Regions from separate parts of the Homo sapiens genome. Here region 1 is linked to region 2. Evidence: chromatin loops called from intact Hi-C (ENCODE). Cell type or tissue: breast epithelium. All regions are shown on one strand.

Region 1 (5,000 bases), 840 kb before region 2:
CCCAGAGCAGGCATCCGTGGATCTGTGCAGGGGAGAGAGGCCTGCCTTGGCTCCAGGTCAGCACCCCGCAAGAGCCTGAGGGTTTTAGACTTGGTGATTCTTGGTAGATCTGTCTTCCTTCCTCCTAAGCAACCCCACCTTGGCAACATGAGTGCCAAAGGCTAACCTGGAAACTTCTCTGTATCCAAATGAGCTCGTCTATCGACGCTGAGGCTGGCAACTCAGGCACGTCCTGGGCTCAGGGCAGCTGTGAGTGCAGGCATGCCACACAGCAGGGAGAGACACATCTAGGCGGGTAAGGGGCAAGAAGAGACACAAAGACTTCTTTCTAGTGGAGAGCGAAAGAGAAAGGCGCCAAGCTCAGTGGATGCTGCATGACCACGAGACCTAGAGCTGGGGCTGTCTGAGCCTCGGAGAACAATGAGAAACTCCCCCCGTCCATCAGAGTGGAGACAAAGTTCTCTAGGGCAGCGTTAGCCCTGGAGGAGTTCAGAGAGCTGATCTCTTTTACCTCCATCCCCACCCCCATCTCAAGAAGGCAGGTGCTAGTCTCCCATTTTACAGATAGGAAGAGTGGACATGAAACCTTCAAAAGCGATGGAGTCAGGATTCCTGGTGGGTTGGCCACTCACTGCTCTGGACCCTTGGTGAGTCCCTTCCCCTGTCTGGCCTCCGCTTCCCCATCTGTAAAAGGGGGTGATTAGATTAGCGCATTTCAATGGGATTCTCAGTCTGCAGTGCCTCTAACTCTCTGGTGAGTGTCAGGTCCAAAGGTTTCCATCTGCAACCGGTCCGTTTTAGGGACTCAGCCTCGATGCTGGGAGAGACTTCTTACAGGATATTCTCCCTAGACCTTTGGGCTCAGTGATTTAAACTCGGTCTGAAGGTCCAGATCACACGTGGGGTTGACACGGCCCAAAGAGAGCCCCCGAGCCCTCAATGGGGAGTCTCTGGGACCAGCACCAAATGGTGGGAAAGCAATTCAGGCCCAAGATGACTTGGAAGCAGCAGGCCCAGTTGGCACAGAATGCCACATTCTGAGTGACAGCCATCCCCTCTGGCTGAGTTCAGAGGCAGGCGGTGTGGGGGATGGGGGTGGCTGAGGAATGAAAGGCAGCAGCAGGGCTAAAATCCAGGGAGGTGGGAAGTAAGGAGCGGGAATCGGGACCAGAATCTGAGAACACAGAACAACCCACAGAAGTGAAAACGAAAGGCCTGATTCAAGCTAGGGAGCAAAGCAGGAAGGAGGTGGAACCTCAATGTCAAATCACACTGAAATAACGGGGCAGAATTTCCAAGAATAAATGGTTCGGCTAGAGTATGTCAGATTTTAAATGATTTTAGATCATAATTACTAATGACAGACTGAACTGTACTGCCCGTAATTAGTCATCTAAGACTCCAAGACAGAAAACAGAAATAAACACAGCATTCATTTTTTCCTTAAGCTGAAGCAAAGGAATGCCTAGTGACAAAAGGCACCGCATGCTTGCATTTCAGAGCCTGCCCTGGGCCCATGAAGCTTCTGGGTCTGTGGCTTTAGTCCTCGGTGAGGACAGGGTGGCCTGGTGCCATGCCTCCCTGGCCAGCACTGAGAAAAATGCTGCAGTGGTAGGAGAAATCCAAGCACCAAGCAGAAAATGTCTGCAGAGACTATCCCTGTGCCAAATGATGTTGTTTTGAGCAGGAGGGTTGCTGGGGAGAGGTGGGCAAGTAACCAAACAGGAGTCATGTGGATGGACGGCAGAGGTTCTTATTCCCAGGGACATTCCTTTTACTCCAAGGAGGACACAGATGCTCAAGAAGGAGAAAATATTATAAGCTAAAAAAGTGCAGTTTCAAAAGGATGTGAGGAAATAGCTTACATCATAAGAAAACTTCCAGTTACCTGATTCTCACCTCACACCTGTTCCACCAGTACCTCCCCCCACTCAATCCTCTCCACTGGGTTTGCCCCTCTGATGGGATTTGACAGGCCCATCTTTAATTGGTTATTGCCATCGCTATCACCTGCAGCCTCAAAGACAAGGTGGCAGGCACTGCAAACCCAGTGAGACCCGCATGGTCTCCATATCTCCTCCCCAGAGGAGCCCGCCCTCCTTAAGGCAGTGGTGAAAGCCATGAAAAGGCCTCGGTGCTGTGGAAAGCAGGGGAGGCTGCTTTCATCTAGGTTTGGGGTAAGGGTGGAGGCAACAGAAGAAACTCCCTCTCCCCGGACCAGGATGGGAGGAAGATCCTGCCTTGTACCGACACTGTGATCACAATCTACAGAGGGAACCGCCATATGCAGGGCTGAGGCTGTGTCCCAAGTCACCATCCAGGGATGAGAGTGTGTCCCAACAGACGACTGGGGAGTGACTAATAGAAACTCCACTAGCTGAGAATTCATCTGACCTGAGGGAGGAGGGGCCTGATGTCTAGCCTAGAGGGCAAGCTCCTCTGTGGAGGAGGGCAAGAGAGCACAGGGGGTCTGGCCCAGGAAAAGTGCAAATCCTTATAAATCATCATTTTGGTTTCTGGTTGGGAACTCAGTCTGTCAAGAGTGTGATTAGTGTGAGTCTGTTTCTCAGAGGGGGATCTTGTCTGAGTGAACTGAGAGAACAGAAGGACCAGGCCTTGGAGTCCTGTGAAGCCAACAGACACCTGAGCCTAGACATGCCTGCACCTGGACACGCCTGCGCCTGGACATGCCTACACAGGGACATAACAGCCCTCAGGCAGGTGCCTGCCCCCTGAGCCTCTCTCAGCTGTGATTGCCCATGTGGACAGAGAGCAAGCAGCCAGGGACACACATGTGGCCAGGGGAGACTCTGCAGGCTCCAGCAGGGCACTGTTCCACAGTAGTCTCTGTCGAAGGATAGTGACGCCCATGCCTTCCAAATGGGATACAGAGTCTGACAAGGAAGAGTATGCCTGGGGTCAACAGGGCTGAGTGTATGAACTTGGGGGTGGTGGTGACTCCCTCCACCAAGGGCCCTCAAGCACAGGCTCTCCTCCAGCCTTTTCCCATGTTCAGGCCCGGAGTCAACACTGCAGATCAGCCTGGGGACCCGGCTGTACCCAGCACACTGAGTGAGAGCCCCACTTACAGCCTAGCAGGGCCTCCCTGAGGTCTGGCTTGTAATACACTGACATCCCACTGTGCTGGAGTGTTCCATTAATCAGCCTGACCAAGCCTCGTGATCTCATGTCAAATCACATGGCTGCATCATCCAATCCTGCCTCGAAGTCATTTCCCGCACTCATTTGGTCAGCAAAGGCTGTGCCAAGGCCAAGCCAGCAAACACTCAAAGCCTCTGCACCAAGGCAGGAGCCCTGGCTGGAGAGAAACAGCTGGTTCTGATGACCTCTGCTCAAAATCCAACACTTTCTATCTCCGCCTAGGAACAAATCACCCCAGGGGCCTCCACCAATGCACTCTCCCACCCTTTTCCACCTCAAAACCAGGGCCCTGGCTCTGCAGAAACAGGCAGCAAGTCACACTCAAAAGCGAAGCATCGTGCTCGCGGCCGACCACGCACCGAGATATATTCTCATTTCGGCTCCTCCAACCAGTGAAAGTCAGTCACGCTGGTGCAGAAAGGGAAGCTCCATGGGGCCAGGAGATGACTCACTCACTGTCAAACAGACGCAAAGGATCTCCCAGCCCAGGCGCGACCTGGATTACAGAGAATGACAGCGACACTCAGAGCTGATATTTGCGGAGTGTGAGGCACCCTGCTAACTCATTTAACCCGCACAGCAACACCACCGGGCACTGTTATTACTCCCATTTCACTGTCGAGAAAAATGGAAGCACAGAGAGATGAAGGGACTTATCTCGGGGTACGCAGTTAGTAAGCGACACAGCTGGGACTGGAACCCAGGCAGCTGGCGCCAGCACCGTGCTCCCGATCTTTCCACCGCCTGTCACTGAAGCTCTGGGTTCCTAAGGGACCACACCAACATACGATTTCACGACTTTCTTGTTCTGCTTCTGCTCCTAACTTACAGGTGACCTGGGGCAGGTGACCAACAGCAGGGTCCCCATCAGTAAACAAGAAAGTCCCCTCTCACTGTGTACTAGGAGAGCACACGCAGCAGACACGACATATGAGGCTTCAAAGTTCTTTGTAGAGAAAGGTAATCCTTAAGCCAAGTATCAATAATTGTTGAAAGGGCTTCACACAGCTATCGAAGAAGCTAAAACTATCAAGCAGCTATCGAAGAGTGTGTGTCACCAGACAGAAGACAGAGCAAAGATCGAAGATGAAGTGTCCAGTAGGAGGCATCCAGTAGGAGGCACTACTTTGTCCTCGGCACTGTGAGTTGGAACTGCAGTTATAGCGAGGAAAGGCAAGAGAGAAATGAGGGCCTGTGCACTTTTCAGGGTCCTCTCAACAAGCACATGGACGCATTGGAAGGCTGGGCACTAAATACTTCATAAGCCTTGCTCTAGAGGAAAAAAAAGTTATTCTCCTCAATTTGGAAAACATTTTTTAATTATGAAAGAAAGCAAAATACAATTAACAGATGAAAAGGCCTTCTCACTGGACTATCATGAAGTTTTGTTTCCTGCCAGTCATTCTTTCTATGTATGGAAAGAAAACTGATACTTCGGATGAAAGAGATCCACGTCTAAAGATGGCCATTTGAAAGCGGGAAGGGTATTTCAAGTCTATTTCATCAGCTTAATTGGGCCTGGGCCTTATCCAGAGGAACAGAAGGGTTCAAAAGATGTCTTCTGAAGACGTTTCTCCAAGGGAAAACTGCAGATGTGCCAATGCGTGAGCCTGTCCTGCCTGTCTGGATCCTGGGTAGCCCTCACTAGGCTGATGGATAAACTGGACAGACACACAGACACCGAGTGCCAGTTTCTGGAGGAGCCCCCTGGGAAGTTCATCATCTTCATGCTGAATCTCTCCTCCCACAGGGACACAAACTGGAAAACATGGTGCCAACTAAGAAAATAGGAGACAGCAATTTTTCCCAAATCTCAATGAACAGATGGACAATTTAAG
Region 2 (5,000 bases):
TTACAGGTGTGAGCCACTGTGCCAGGCCAAAATGGTACATTTTCTGACTTAATTCGCCAATAAAATCATAATGTTCCATTAAACACAGGTCTCCCTCTGTCATGCGAATTGGTCTTGGGCTGGTCCTCCCTGTGATTTACAAATTCCAGGGACAAAAATCCTATCTTGAGAAACTGGCATAAACAATCTATGGCACTCTATGGTGTACAATGCACCCTGTAAGAAATGCTAAGAGACACAATTAATTCATGTGGGGAATCCCCGAAGTGTCATTTATTTTCCAACCTCAGGCAAAAGTTGGGTCTGGCTGTGATGAAACTAGAAATCTACATCAAGTGATGTATCATGTCCCTCCCTCATCTATATACAGGACATTTCTCAAAATGCTCAGTGTCAGAAAACGTTCCCCATTAGACAAGAGCACTCAGCATTACTGAGTTCGCTTCCACCCTTCCACAGACTGTGCGCTGCTTTTCATAACAAAGGCCTCCCTTCCATCTGACAGTCCCAAGACACCGCAAAGGATGGCTAATTCAAAGGAGAGCCTGTCTTCACAGTTTCTTCTGTTATCCAGACCCCGTGATGAAGGTGCTGAGCCTCTTGGGGGTTAGTGTGGGGAGTTAAGGAAATCAATCTCAATGCCATCTGGCTCATTCAAAGCCAATAATTAGTAGAAAATTGACAAAGGAAAAAAAAACCCTACAAATCGAAAACGTTTCAAATGTTTCTGGAAGTACAGTGATGGAGTGTGGCCAAGTCATTTACATGTTACATGTTTCTCTTGGAGTCATGCATAACTGAGAAAATAAAGGTTAAGAGTTCTGTGGAAATTAATTCAGGAAAAGAAGAGGCATTCAGAATTTAAACTGCAAAGGCATTTTTAGCTACAGAAGTGTTCCTGGCAGCATAAAGTAATTTATCTTAAAGGTACAATTCCCCTCCCTTTACTGTAGATACCTTAAAAGATGAAAATCAATTTCACAGTGACAAATGCACTTCTTAAAATAGCAGAACTCAGAGAACATGCAGCGCTTTTTCTGTTTTGTTTCTTCTTTCTTTGGTCTTTGTCATTGTAGACCCATCTTTCATTGAAGTCAGACGGGACCACCCCAGGAGTGGCCAGGAGCCGAAAGCCTCAGTATACATCGTGGACATCTCCAGCACGTGCAAAGGCATAGCATACACTCAGGGTCGGGAACCTGGGAGTCCCCTCACATCACAGCATAGAAGCCTCTGACCATCCCTGCTATTGTTCTCCCCAGTTCTTGCAAGAAATAGCTCACTGAAACAACTCTAAAAGAACCCTGACATTTACTGTATGAGTAATTAAGCTACTTACCGTGATTATTACGACTCCCTCCTTTAACTAAGCCTCTCTGGGTAGAGAGCTATCAGGACACTAATCAAAACAAAAGCCTCAACTACAGTTAAGGCAGGCACATCTCAATCTCCACTCTGCCCAGCACCCCCGTAACTCCCACCTTTCCATGCTGTACAAAATGGGAATCAAGAGACATGGGTTCTAGCCCAGGTCCCAAGCCCAGCCAAAGCTCACTGGGCTTCAGTGTTCTCATCTGCAAAATGGCTACAGGATCCTTCCGGCCTTCAAAGTCTATATGGTTCCATGAAGCCTACATCTGCAGTAGCAAACGTGGACTGTACTTGCTTCTGTACCACAGGAAGATGTTATTATAACCGCTAAACAACTGCACTTCCCCAAAAGTTGTCATTCAGAACAACAATCATCTTTATATGATAGTCCTAAAACTTAAAAGGCCAACACTCTAGTATCAGGATCTCAGAGGACACGACATAAATATGGTAGCTGGTCGGAACTTGGAGAGTTCCAAGAGTTCCAAGTCTAAAGTGTGGGCCCCCAGGGATTCCTTTTCATAAAAACTTCCAACTAGAAAAAAAGAAACTGGCCAAGCACGATGGCTCATGCCTGTAACCCCAGCACTTTGGGAGGCCGAGGTGAGAGGATCACTTGAGGTCAGGAGTTCGAGACCAGCCTGGCCAACATGGTGAAACCCTGTCTCCACTAAAAATACAAAAATTAGCCAGACATGGTGGCATGCGCCTGTAATCCTAGCTAATCGGGAGGCTGAGGCAGGAGAATCACCTGAACCTGGGAGGCAGAGGTTGCAATGAGCAGAGATCAAGCCACTACACTCCAGCCTGTGCAACAGAGTGAGACTCCATCTCAAAAAAAAAAAAAAAGGAAGAAGAAAGATAACCAATTCTTGCTAGAATTTTAAAAAGAGTTATAATTTAGGCTTACAGTAACCTTGCCCCCCTCCTTTGGGAAAGCCAGCCCCCAACTTTTGGTCATATTCCAAAAACTTCCTAAATTTAAAGCTAAATCAAGAAACTATGTATTGACACAGAGAGATATCCCTAATTTATCACAGGTTAAAAAACATGCTAAATGTTTTTATATATGTTTAATGTATTTTTATACAAATATGGACCCATGCTAAAAAACAATAGCAAGAGTCCATATTTGTATAAAAATATTAATACATTAAGGACACGTATTAATATATATCATAGATAACATTCGGAAGGCACTAGAATATTGACATTGCTACCTCCACATGGTAAAATCACAGGCAAGTTTTATTTTGCTCATCTGTATATATTCCTATTCTCCTAAGATGAACATAGTTTGTGTATTTTTTTCTTTTTTTTTTTTTGAGATGGAGTCTGGCTCTGTTGCCCAGGCTGGGTGCAGTGGCACAATCTTGGCTCACTGCAAGCTCTGCCTCCCGGGTTCATGCCATTCTCCCGCCTCAGCCTCCTCAGTAGCTGGGACTACAGGCGCCCGCCACCACGCCTGGCTAATTTTTTTGTATTTTTAGTAGAGACGGGGTTTCACTGTGTTAGCCAGGATGGTCTCGATCTCCTGACCTTGTGATCCGCCCACCTCAGCCTCCCAAAGTGCTGGCATTACAGGCGTGAGCCACCGTGCCCAGCCTGTTTGTATAATTTTTAAGGACTCAAAGCCCCCATGTGTCATATACTGCAGCCAAAAGATGGAAATTACTTAAGTTCATAGGTAAAAATTGTTTTTTCCCAAGATTTTTGCGCCAATACAAATTCATTCAACCAACAAGTAAAATTTCCCCTTTTATCCTAAGCTTCTACATCTGCAAAAGGGAAACATAAACTCTCCTTCAAGTGCACTGGGGTAAAAGTTATCCTTCAAATGCTTTTTGGGAGGTAAAGAAACTCTCCTATTTCCCCGAGGATGTTTCTAACCTATGAATAATTAACACAGTATCCTGAATTTTGCAGCTAGCACCAGGGGTCACAAGCAGCCTGAACAAATATGGTTGAACTTAAAGGGCACAAGCTCTCAGCCCTAGTACCAAGTTCCAACTTTAGCCACTGCGTCAAACCGGATGGTTTACTCTCACAAGTAGAGATGTACAGCACTAAGGGCATGGGTACACGTACGTATGTCCACACACAAACTCAGATCTGGGCCTCATCTGCACAATGATAGACATATGTTAGGCTTGTTCTATATACATAGTTTTATTTAAATCTCCCCCAAATTGGTAAAATACCATCCCCTTATTACAGATCAGGAAATCAAGGCTTAGAGAGTTTCAGTCATTTGCCCAACATAATAACACTAGGAAGTGGCAGAGTGGGGATTTGAACTTGTCTGCCTGATGCTAGGGTTAAGGCTCTTAAATAATTTTCCTACAAGAGAATGAAAAACGTGTCCAAAGTTAACCAGAGCAAACTTTGTTTTCTCTTGGGTGCTGGTAGGTACCCAAGACACTGTGTTGACAGAGGGGCTATTGAGCAGGCATTCCCAGGCCTCTCCATCCAGGCCACTCAAAGCCTCAGTTTCATTCATGAATTCTCCTAGCCCTGGGCCTCCCCAGAAAGCTGAACCTGTGGGGCTTCCCTGCTTCCAGGTGCTGATGTCACCAGGAGACCAGGGCCGAGAGACTACTAACAGCCTTCTCCGGTTGCCGGAGACAATGGCCAGGTGCAGTCACGTGACCCCCAGCCAACCTCCACAAGGCTCCCAGGTGTTAGGTAACAGCCTCTTATCTGAGCTCTGTTAGCAGTACTGCTCAACGCGATTTCTTCAGGTCCTACAAACTTGGGGTGAAGGAATCAAAACAGGCAAATAGCACAGTCTAGGAGCTACTGGTATGGGAGATGAGGCAGAACAGCCTTACCCCTTACCTGCTGGCTAGTGACATGTTGCCATTTGGTAGAAGTGAAAACAGAGGCTTAAGTGCAGTACAGTCTAAATGCGGGGCTAGGACTTGGGTCCCAGGGTCCAATGTTGCCCTAGACCTCATTGGTAGAGGGCTAAGGGCTGAGAACTGTGGGGTAATCCAAGGATCGAAGAATGTGGGGGAAAAGGTAGGCCACACAAAAAAAGAACTTTTAGTTGGTGCCTCAAATCCTTTCTGGATTAAGATGGCACCTACATAGGCAAATAGCTAAATGTTAACACAAGGTTTCATTCTGTCCTCACAACCATCTCTTAAGGAAGGTACTTTACGTCCCATTTTACAGATGAGGAAACTAAGGCACTGAGCGACATGCCCAGTGTCACACTGCTGGTAAAAGGGAGGCCAAGGGTTTGAATCCCAGCTGGCTATGTAGGCTGTCCGATACAGGCCAGGGTTCATTGTTTAGTTGAGGTAATTTTACATAGCATGAAATGCATAAAGTTATAATTTGAGGAGTTTTGGAAAATGAAACATACTCCAGCCACTCTGCAGGACATTTCAACTACCCTGAAAAGGTTCCCCCGGGTCCTTTCCAGTCAATCCTCACCACTTCCAGACACAAAAACACTATTCTGACTTCTATCACCTGGAACTGGGTGATTCTGATGACCCATGCAGGAAACCATGCCCACCCGCTCTCTCTTCTCTTTCCTCATTCTGGAAAGCCAGCCATTCAGCCTCCCCACGCTCCATTCCTCTGTGCCCAACTCATCCTGAGGGACCCAGAAGCACTTC

What was found. Peaks named below come from ENCODE experiments on the same cell type or tissue, not always from the same donor. Only the 100,000 strongest peaks of a DNase experiment are listed, where the experiment ranks them.
Region 1: it touches region 2 in a loop (24-fold over the local background); 1 of 110 quality-filtered maps calls a loop at or near these places.

Annotation. Positions count from the first base shown.
Region 1 is chr14:90,567,072-90,572,071 of GRCh38, forward strand. The region is part of intron 19 of TTC7B (tetratricopeptide repeat domain 7B); the gene reads right to left. Among named protein-coding and RNA genes, the nearest start is that of TTC7B-AS1, 73 kb to the right of the region's middle. RefSeq lists enhancers at 2,495-2,995, 2,996-3,496, 4,276-5,000. In breast epithelium, no CTCF peak of the experiment used is centred here; DNase peaks (open chromatin) are centred at 1,661 and 2,720; H3K27ac peaks cover 1,581 bases.
Region 2 is chr14:91,409,758-91,414,757 of GRCh38, forward strand. All of the region lies in intron 2 of CCDC88C (coiled-coil domain containing 88C), which reads right to left. Among named protein-coding and RNA genes, the nearest start is that of CCDC88C, 5.6 kb to the right of the region's middle. RefSeq lists enhancers at 450-579, 1,151-1,230. In breast epithelium, no CTCF peak of the experiment used is centred here; no DNase peak of the experiment used is centred here.